Linked DNA regions of Homo sapiens: region 2 is linked to region 1. Evidence: chromatin contacts called from ENCODE POLR2A ChIA-PET data. All regions are on one chromosome and are shown on one strand. Each heading gives the region's core, a stretch centred on a gene start or an enhancer-like site at or near the end of the contact. The rest is flanking DNA. Distances are from core to core; before and after follow the strand shown. Region 1 holds the start of B3GNT4 (UDP-GlcNAc:betaGal beta-1,3-N-acetylglucosaminyltransferase 4). Region 2 has its middle 26 kb from the start of MIR9902-1.

The links. ChIA-PET counts read pairs that join two places held with the same protein, here RNA polymerase II (POLR2A).
Region 2: POLR2A ChIA-PET joins it to region 1 with 10 read pairs in naive thymus-derived CD4-positive, alpha-beta T cell. The contact joins the enhancer-like site here to the promoter of B3GNT4 in region 1. POLR2A ChIA-PET finds 5 or more read pairs at or near these places in 4 of 52 experiments (Caco-2, H1, K562 and 1 more).

The regions. Positions count from the first base shown.
Region 1 is chr12:122,201,548-122,205,110 of GRCh38, forward strand. B3GNT4 (UDP-GlcNAc:betaGal beta-1,3-N-acetylglucosaminyltransferase 4) reads left to right here and starts at 2,162. Exons shown (of 3, transcript NM_030765.4): 1 at 2,162-2,254; 2 at 2,975-3,137. The coding sequence starts at 3,072. It overlaps LRRC43 (leucine rich repeat containing 43), which reads left to right. Exons shown (of 12, transcript NM_001098519.2): 12 at 1,768-1,924. The coding sequence ends at 1,895. RefSeq lists a silencer at 1,847-2,476.
Region 2 is chr12:122,668,021-122,671,819 of GRCh38, forward strand. No RefSeq gene overlaps it. Among named protein-coding and RNA genes, the nearest start is that of MIR9902-1, 26 kb to the right of the region's middle. Within about 2 kb of position 1,476, at least 2 of the 41 ENCODE cell types and tissues checked have a DNase peak (open chromatin) inside an H3K27ac peak, as active enhancers do.

The sequences.
Region 1 (3,563 bases), core at 912-3,411:
TGGTAGAGCCATAGCGGGGCAAGAGCTTGGAGCTGGGGCTGCCTGGGGCTCATCTGGTTCCGAGGTGTCTGCCTCCAGCTTCAGGCCATCGGCCCTTATTTGCTGTAAGAGGGGCCTGGGCTTGTCCTGTGGGGAGCTGGAGAAGCATCTGAAATGGGTGCGTCTCAGGTTTGAGGTTCAGAAAGAACAACCAACTGGGAGGGAGAGAAAGGAGACAGGGAGTGCCGTGGGAGGTGGCTGCAAAAAGCATGAGGCCCGATCATAGCAGAGCAACCCATCATACTGAAGCCGAAAAGTGGAAACAGGCCCAACATGGTGGCTCACGCCTGTAATCCCAGCACTTTGGCGTGCGGATCACCTGAGGTGAGGAGTTCGAGACCAGCCTAGCCAACATGGTGAAACCCCGTCTCTACTGAAAACACAAAAATTAGCCAGGTGCGGTGGTGGGTGCCTGTAATCCCAGCTACTCAGGAGACTGAGGCAGGAGAGTCGCTTGAACCTGGAAGGCAGAGGTGGCAGTGAGCTGAGATCGCGCCATTTCACGCCAGCCTGAAGAAGTAAACGTTGGAGGGCATATGCTGCTGGACTTCAAAACCCATGCCTATATGAACATGTGATTTGTGATACTTATCTGTGGGTTAAGATGGCCTTAAAAAGGTTTTTTTTTTTTTAATCTCTTTAATGTTTGGCTTAATTGAAGACAGCTGGATTCTTACAGCTACTTCTGCAGTCAACTGCTTGCAATATGTTGCTGTAATTGACGTGCACAAAGAAAATCCAACCTCAGGCCCATAATTGGAAAAGAGGGAGTATTTTAATAGACCTTAAAATAATATAATTTCTTTAATATTACACCAAATTTGACAAGTGGTAATTTCTTAAAGGTTGTTACAATGTGAAAACAATCTATATTGAATTTTTCATAATCAGATTAAAATTCATTAATCTAGTTTGCATTTTGAACGGATATTTTACCATGCAGTTTGTAACATGCATGAGTTACTTGTAAACTACAGGTTAACAGACTTATGCAGATATTCCAACAGTTGACACCTGTCACTATACATTTTCCAAAGATCACGTTCTTTACTATCACCACCCACATCATTAGAAAGGTCTTTGCGTATTGGAAAATTGGTAAATTCATGGTGGCAGATACAATGTTGTCTCATTTTTAGGGCAAATGTTATACATTTATTGAAATGCTTTCAGTTGTTTCCCCTGAAGTGCTATAATTACTTCATTTTTAAGAAAATATCTGCAGCTGGGCTCGGTAGTGTACGCCTGTGATCCTAGCACGTTGGGAGGCCTAGGCAGGCGGATCACTTGAGGTCAGGAGTTCGAGACCAGGCTGGCCAACATGGTGAAACCCCGTCTCTACTAAAACTACAAAAAATAGCCGGTCGTGGTGACAGGCGCCTGTAATCCCAGCTACTTGGAGGCTGACGCAGGAGAATCGCTTGAACCTGGGAGGCGGAGGTTGCAGTGAGCCGGGATCATGCCACCGCACTCCAGCCTGGGCGACGGAGCACGACACTGTCTCAAAGCAAAAAGCAGCCAGTCTTGCAACTCAAACAGCTGCGATTTATTAAATGATCTAATTAAATACAATTTAATTTTATTTCTTATTACTGTTAACACCCGAGGACCAAAACTGTGCTCCCGCTGGGACAGGGTCCAGGGCTTGCATATGGGATGGGTCAGGGCGGCCGAGAACGCCAGCCCATCCGTCTCCCGGGGCTCATGCTCGCACTTAAATTTTCTCAGAAAAGCCGAAAGCCGTGATTCCGATCTACGAAGGCGATTACCACCCTGAGCCCCTGACCGTAGAGGTGCAGATCCAGCTGAACCAGTGCCGCTCGGCGGAGGAGGCTCTGCGCATGTTCGCCGTGTAGGGCGTGGGCAGTAAAGGCTGTTCCCAGCACTCCCGCCTCCGCTTCTGTCCCGCCGCACGCGTCGGGGGGCGGGTGTGGCGCCGGCGTCCTGGGGAGGAGGAGCAGCCTCTGCCCGACCCGGCTCGTGCGGACCCCAGGACCGGGCGCGGGACGCGTGCGTCCAGCCTCCGGCGCTGCGGAGACCCGCGGCTGGGTCCGGGGAGGCCCCAAACCCGCCCCCGCCAGAACCCCGCCCCAAATTCCCACCTCCTCCAGAAGCCCCGCCCACTCCCGAGCCCCGAGAGCTCCGCGCACCTGGGCGCCATCCGCCCTGGCTCCGCTGCACGAGCTCCACGCCCGTACCCCGGCGTCACGCTCAGGTAGGTTGGGGGCCGGGACGCCGCTGCTGTGAGGGAGGCTGGGTCACCGTGCAGGGAGGGGCGTCGCCAGGGCGGCCGTGCCTTTGCACCCCGCGGCCCGCTCCCCGGTCCCCCAGGGTCCCCGCGAGGACGCCGGCCCCGCCCGGGTGCGGCGCGAGTCTGGCCTCGGCGGGCACGGCTCGGGGCCCACGGGCCGCTCGGCTTCGGTTCTCCAGGCTGGGGACAGAGGCTGGAGCCGGGCGCGGTAGACCCCGCCAGCCTGGGCCGCCCGCGCCCGACGCGCAGCGCTGCTGCCAACCCCGGCCCGGGGGTCCCCGCAGAGTGGGTCTCTGCTGCCGTCAGCCCTTCGGAGACTGTCGCGTTGAAAGAATGAACCAGAGTTCGCCCCCTGCCCGCGCCAGGGCGTTTTGGGTCACCGAGTCCTGTGGGGATCCGAGGCGGCTGCCGCCCAAGGCCGAGCGCAGCCTCAGGACCCGCGCCCCACCAGACGGGGTCGTGCGCTCCGCGGCGGGTGGAGAGCCGGGCTCTGGGGTCTCCGCGGCTCGGAGGGCGGCGGGGCGAGGCCGTGCGGCCAGCGCCTGGGGACGCCCGCGGCGGGACAGGGGCCACCCGGGCCGCGGCGCAGCCTGGGCTGAAACCTCCTGGGACGGAACCAAGCCACCTGCTGTGCGCCCTTCTCGGTGAATGGCACCGCCGCCCGCCCGGGCCTCTCGTCCACAGCCCGCGGTGCTCGCACACCTGAGACTCATCTCGCTTCGACCCCGCCGCCGCCGCCGCCCGGCATCCTGAGCACGGAGACAGTCTCCAGCTGCCGTTCATGCTTCCTCCCCAGCCTTCCGCAGCCCACCAGGGAAGGGGCGGTAGGAGTGGCCTTTTACCAAAGGTCAGATTCTTTCACCGCCTCTGCCAGACCCCCTTGTCCCCCACCCCCGCATAGATCTCCAGGGGGCTCAGAAAACTCTGGCCGGTGGCTCACGCCTGTAGTCCCAACGCTTTGGGAGGCCAAGGCGGGAGGATCGCTTGAGGCCAGGAGTTCCAGACCAGCCCAGGCAACAAAAGATACCACATCTCTACAAAAAATAAATTAGCCGGGCCCTGCACGCCTGTAGTCCCAGCTACTGGGGAGGCCGAGGCCGGAGGATCGCTTGAACCCAGGAGTTCCAGGCTGCAGTGAGCTATAATTGTGCCACTGCACTAGAGTCTGGGTGACAGAGACACTGTCTCAAAAAAAACCAACAAAACCCTTAGCTCTTTCACTAGCCGGGCTGGCCTCTTCCTACTGTAAACCTGCTGGGCCCCCGTCTCCCTT
Region 2 (3,799 bases), core at 226-2,725, 470 kb after region 1:
GCCCACCTCCCAGGCTCAAGCGATCCTCCCACCTCAGCCTCCTGAGTAGCTGGTACCACAAGCACACACCACCACACCTGGGGTAATCTTTTTTTTTTTTTTTTTTTTTTTGTAAAGATGGGTTTCACCATGTTTCCCAGGCTGATCTTGAACTCCTGGATTCAAGCTATTTGCCCACCTCGAACTCCTAAAGTACTAGGATTACAGGCTCGAGCCACTGCACCTGGCCCATATACCCAATTTTATTTTAGACTACTCCAGGCAAACTTAGTCCTGCAAACTTTACCTGTGCTGTAAATATTTCAGGCTTGCAAGTCATGCAGTCTCTGTCCCAACTACTCAACTCTGCCTTGTAGTGACAAAGAAGCCACAGATCATACGTAAATGAATGCAAATACTCTAGGGTGAGAGGACAGAGGCCCCTGGGGTGCACACTCTAAGGAGACACTCATCTCAGGTCCTGAAAGTGCAGGGGTGATGCTGAGAGTGAGCGAGTGGTTCAGCCTCTCCCTAGTCCTGGCCCTGTGAATAGCTATGTTCCAATAAAACTTTATTTATAAAAGACTTTATTTATTTTTTTAAAACTTTATTTATAAAAGGTGGCAGGCTAGTTTGGCCTGTGGGCTGTGGTTTGCCACCCCTGGTAAAGCTTTTTCTCATCTGACTCCTGGTTTTCCAGCTCAACCCACATAAGTCTCCCAACCCCTCCCTACAAGTAACAGATATTAACCCATAGGCGTTCTCTATGCTTTCCTGTGTCTGCATAAAGTCCTCTACATATAGATATTTTTTGTTTCATAAAAATGGGAGACAATGTACACATTTTTTGTATCATGCTTTTCACACTTCACAATAATTTGCGGAAACTTTGCCAGTCAGAGGCATTGATTTCTTTTTTTTTTTTTTTTTTTTTTTTTTGAGACAGTCTCTTGCTCAGTTGCCAGGCTAGAGTGCAGTGGCGTGATCTCAGCTCACTGCAACCTCCGCCTCCTGGGTTCAAGCAATTCTCCTGCCTCAGCCTCCTGAGTAGCTGAGACTACAGGCATGCACCACCACGCCCAGCTAATTTTTTTGTATTTTTAGTAGAGACGGGGTTTCACCATGTTGGCCAGGATGGTCTCGATCTCTTGACCTCATGATCCACCTGTCTTGGCCTCCCAAAGTGCTGGGATTACAGGCGGGAGCCACCACGCCCGGCCGGCATTGATTCCTTTTATATAGCTATATGATATTCCATAGGGTGGAAGTAGCATTATTCGTTATGCCTTTTCTTTTTGATGGGCGTTCACTTTGTGGTCAGTTTTCTGCCACATGCACACACACAAAAACAGTGCTCCAATACACATTCTTGTCCTTAAGTGTTGGTGTTTTTATTTCTTTGGATAGATTCTCAAGAGTGGGATTAGAAGATCAAAGGGTATGTTTAGTTTCCATTTTAACAGATGTTGCCAAATTGCTTTCCCAAATGACTACAAAACTTCATATCTGAGCATGCCCTTTTCTCCATATTCCTGCCAGCATTTGAGATTTTTTTTCTCGTTTTAGCTTGATGAATCAGTTTATTCTGAGGAATGTAGAGAGATGTCTCATTGCTGCTTTCATTCGCAAGTGTCTGACCCCTGTAAGTTTGAGGGTCTCTTCATACTGTTGGTTACCCATTTGGTTTTGCTCCTCCGCAAATGGTCTATTTATAGTCTAAGTCCATTTCTGTATTGGTTGATTCTCTTTTTCAGAACAATTTGTAAAAGCTCTTTATATAGTGTCCATTTGACTTTTGGCTTTCATCTACAAAGTGATTAAGAGGTTTGGTGCTGGGGCAGGCTGCCAAAGGTTACATCTTGACTGAGCCCTGACTGGCCACATGACCTCAGCAAATTATTTACCTTCATTATTTAACCTCTGTACTCAACTATAAAATAGTGATCATCATCATCATCATCACGGTAATTCCTCCTTCATAGTGCTGTTAGAGATGATGAGTTAATGTGTGTCAGGTACGTAGAATTCAGCCTGGCACACACTAAGTTCATCAATAGAAGTTGGTGACTATTATTTGTATTACAAATATTTTTTCAGCTCCATCATTTGAATTGGTTTTATTTCTGGTATCCCTTGTCACACAAAATGTTTCAGTGTTTATACGGTCAAATATATCCGTCTTTTTTTCCCCTAGCTTCTGAGTTCCCAGGCTTGGTAAGAAGGTCTCCTTGGGCCGGGCGCGGTGGCTCACGCCTGTAATCCCAGCACTTTGGGAGGCCGAGGCGGGCGGATCACGAGGTCAGGAGATCGAGACCATCCCGGCTAAAACGGTGAAACCCCGTCTCTACTAAAAATACAAAAAATTAGCCGGGCGTAGTGGCGGGCGCCTGTAGTCCCAGCTACTTGGGAGGCTGAGGCAGGAGAATGGCGTGAACCCGGGAGGCGGAGCTTGCAGTGAGCCGAGATCCCGCCACTGCACTCCAGCCTGGGCGACAGAGCGAGACTCCGTCTCAAAAAAAAAAAAAAAAGAAAAAAAAAAAGAAGGTCTCCTTGTTTCCTTCATGACTAATTTCCTCACTCTTAAAATGAGAAACATAGGACCTACTATTTTCCTCACTGAAGTACCCTGTCCTCTCAGCTCCTTGATCTCCCCTCCCCTCCCCTCCTTTCCTTAGCAGGGTTTCTCTCTGTTGTCGAGGCCAGAGTGCAGTGGCACGATCTCAGCTCACTGCAGCCTCAACCTCCCACACTCAAGCAACTTTCCTGCCTCAGCCTCCCAAGTAGCTGAGACCACAGGTGCGCACCACCACGCCTGGCTAATTTTTGTATTTTTTTTTTTTTTTTTTTGTAGAGACAGGGTTTCGCCATGTTGTCCAGGCTGGTTTCAAATTCCTGCCCTCAAACAATCCACCTGCCTCGGCCTCCCAAAGTGCTGGGATTACAGGCGTGAGCCACCGCGCCCAACCCTCCTTGATCTATTTCATCCCTAAAAGAAAAAAAATAAACTATTTTTCTCTACACTCACAACACTCCTGACACCCACTGGGGTTTCCACACCAAGCAGCACTCCAGTTCTCTTTGGACACTGACTGGGTGTCCTACAGTTCAAATCTGACACTGTTCAGCCTGGAGTTAGCATCAGATCCCACAAGCTAAAGGGCCCAGTTCACAAGACGGCTTCCATCCACTCCAGACCCCAATCACAAGTCCCAGCTTCCCACAGGTACTTTTTTTTTTCCTTTCCAACTTTTATTTTAGATTCAGAGGGTACATGTGCAGGTTTGTTCCATGGGTGAATCGCGTGTTGCTGATGTTTGGTGTACAGATTGTTTTGTCACAGGGGTAATGAGCACAGTATCTCATAGGTAGTTTTCCAATCTTCTCCCTCTGCCTCCGCTCCACCCTCCAATAGGCCCTGGTGTCTGTGTTTTTCTTTGTGTCCACGCGAACTCAAGGTTTAGCTCCCACTTATAAGTGAGAGCAGGTGGTGTTTGTTTTTCTGTTCCTGTGTTAGTTCACTTAGGATAATGGCCTCCAGCTCCATCCACATTGCTGCAAAGGACATGTTTTATTCAGTCTTTTTTTTTTTTTTTTTTTTTGAGATGGGGTCTCTTGTTACCCAGGCAGGAGTGCAATAGCTCAATCACAGCTCACTTCAGCCTCGACCTCCCTGGGCTGAAGCAATCCTCCCACCTCAGCTTTCCGAGTAGCTGGGACTACTGCGTGCACCACCATGCTTGACTAATTTTTTGTTTTTCATTTTTTTTTTTGTAGAGACGGGGGGTCTCACTATTTTTGCCCAAGCTGGTCTAGAACTCCT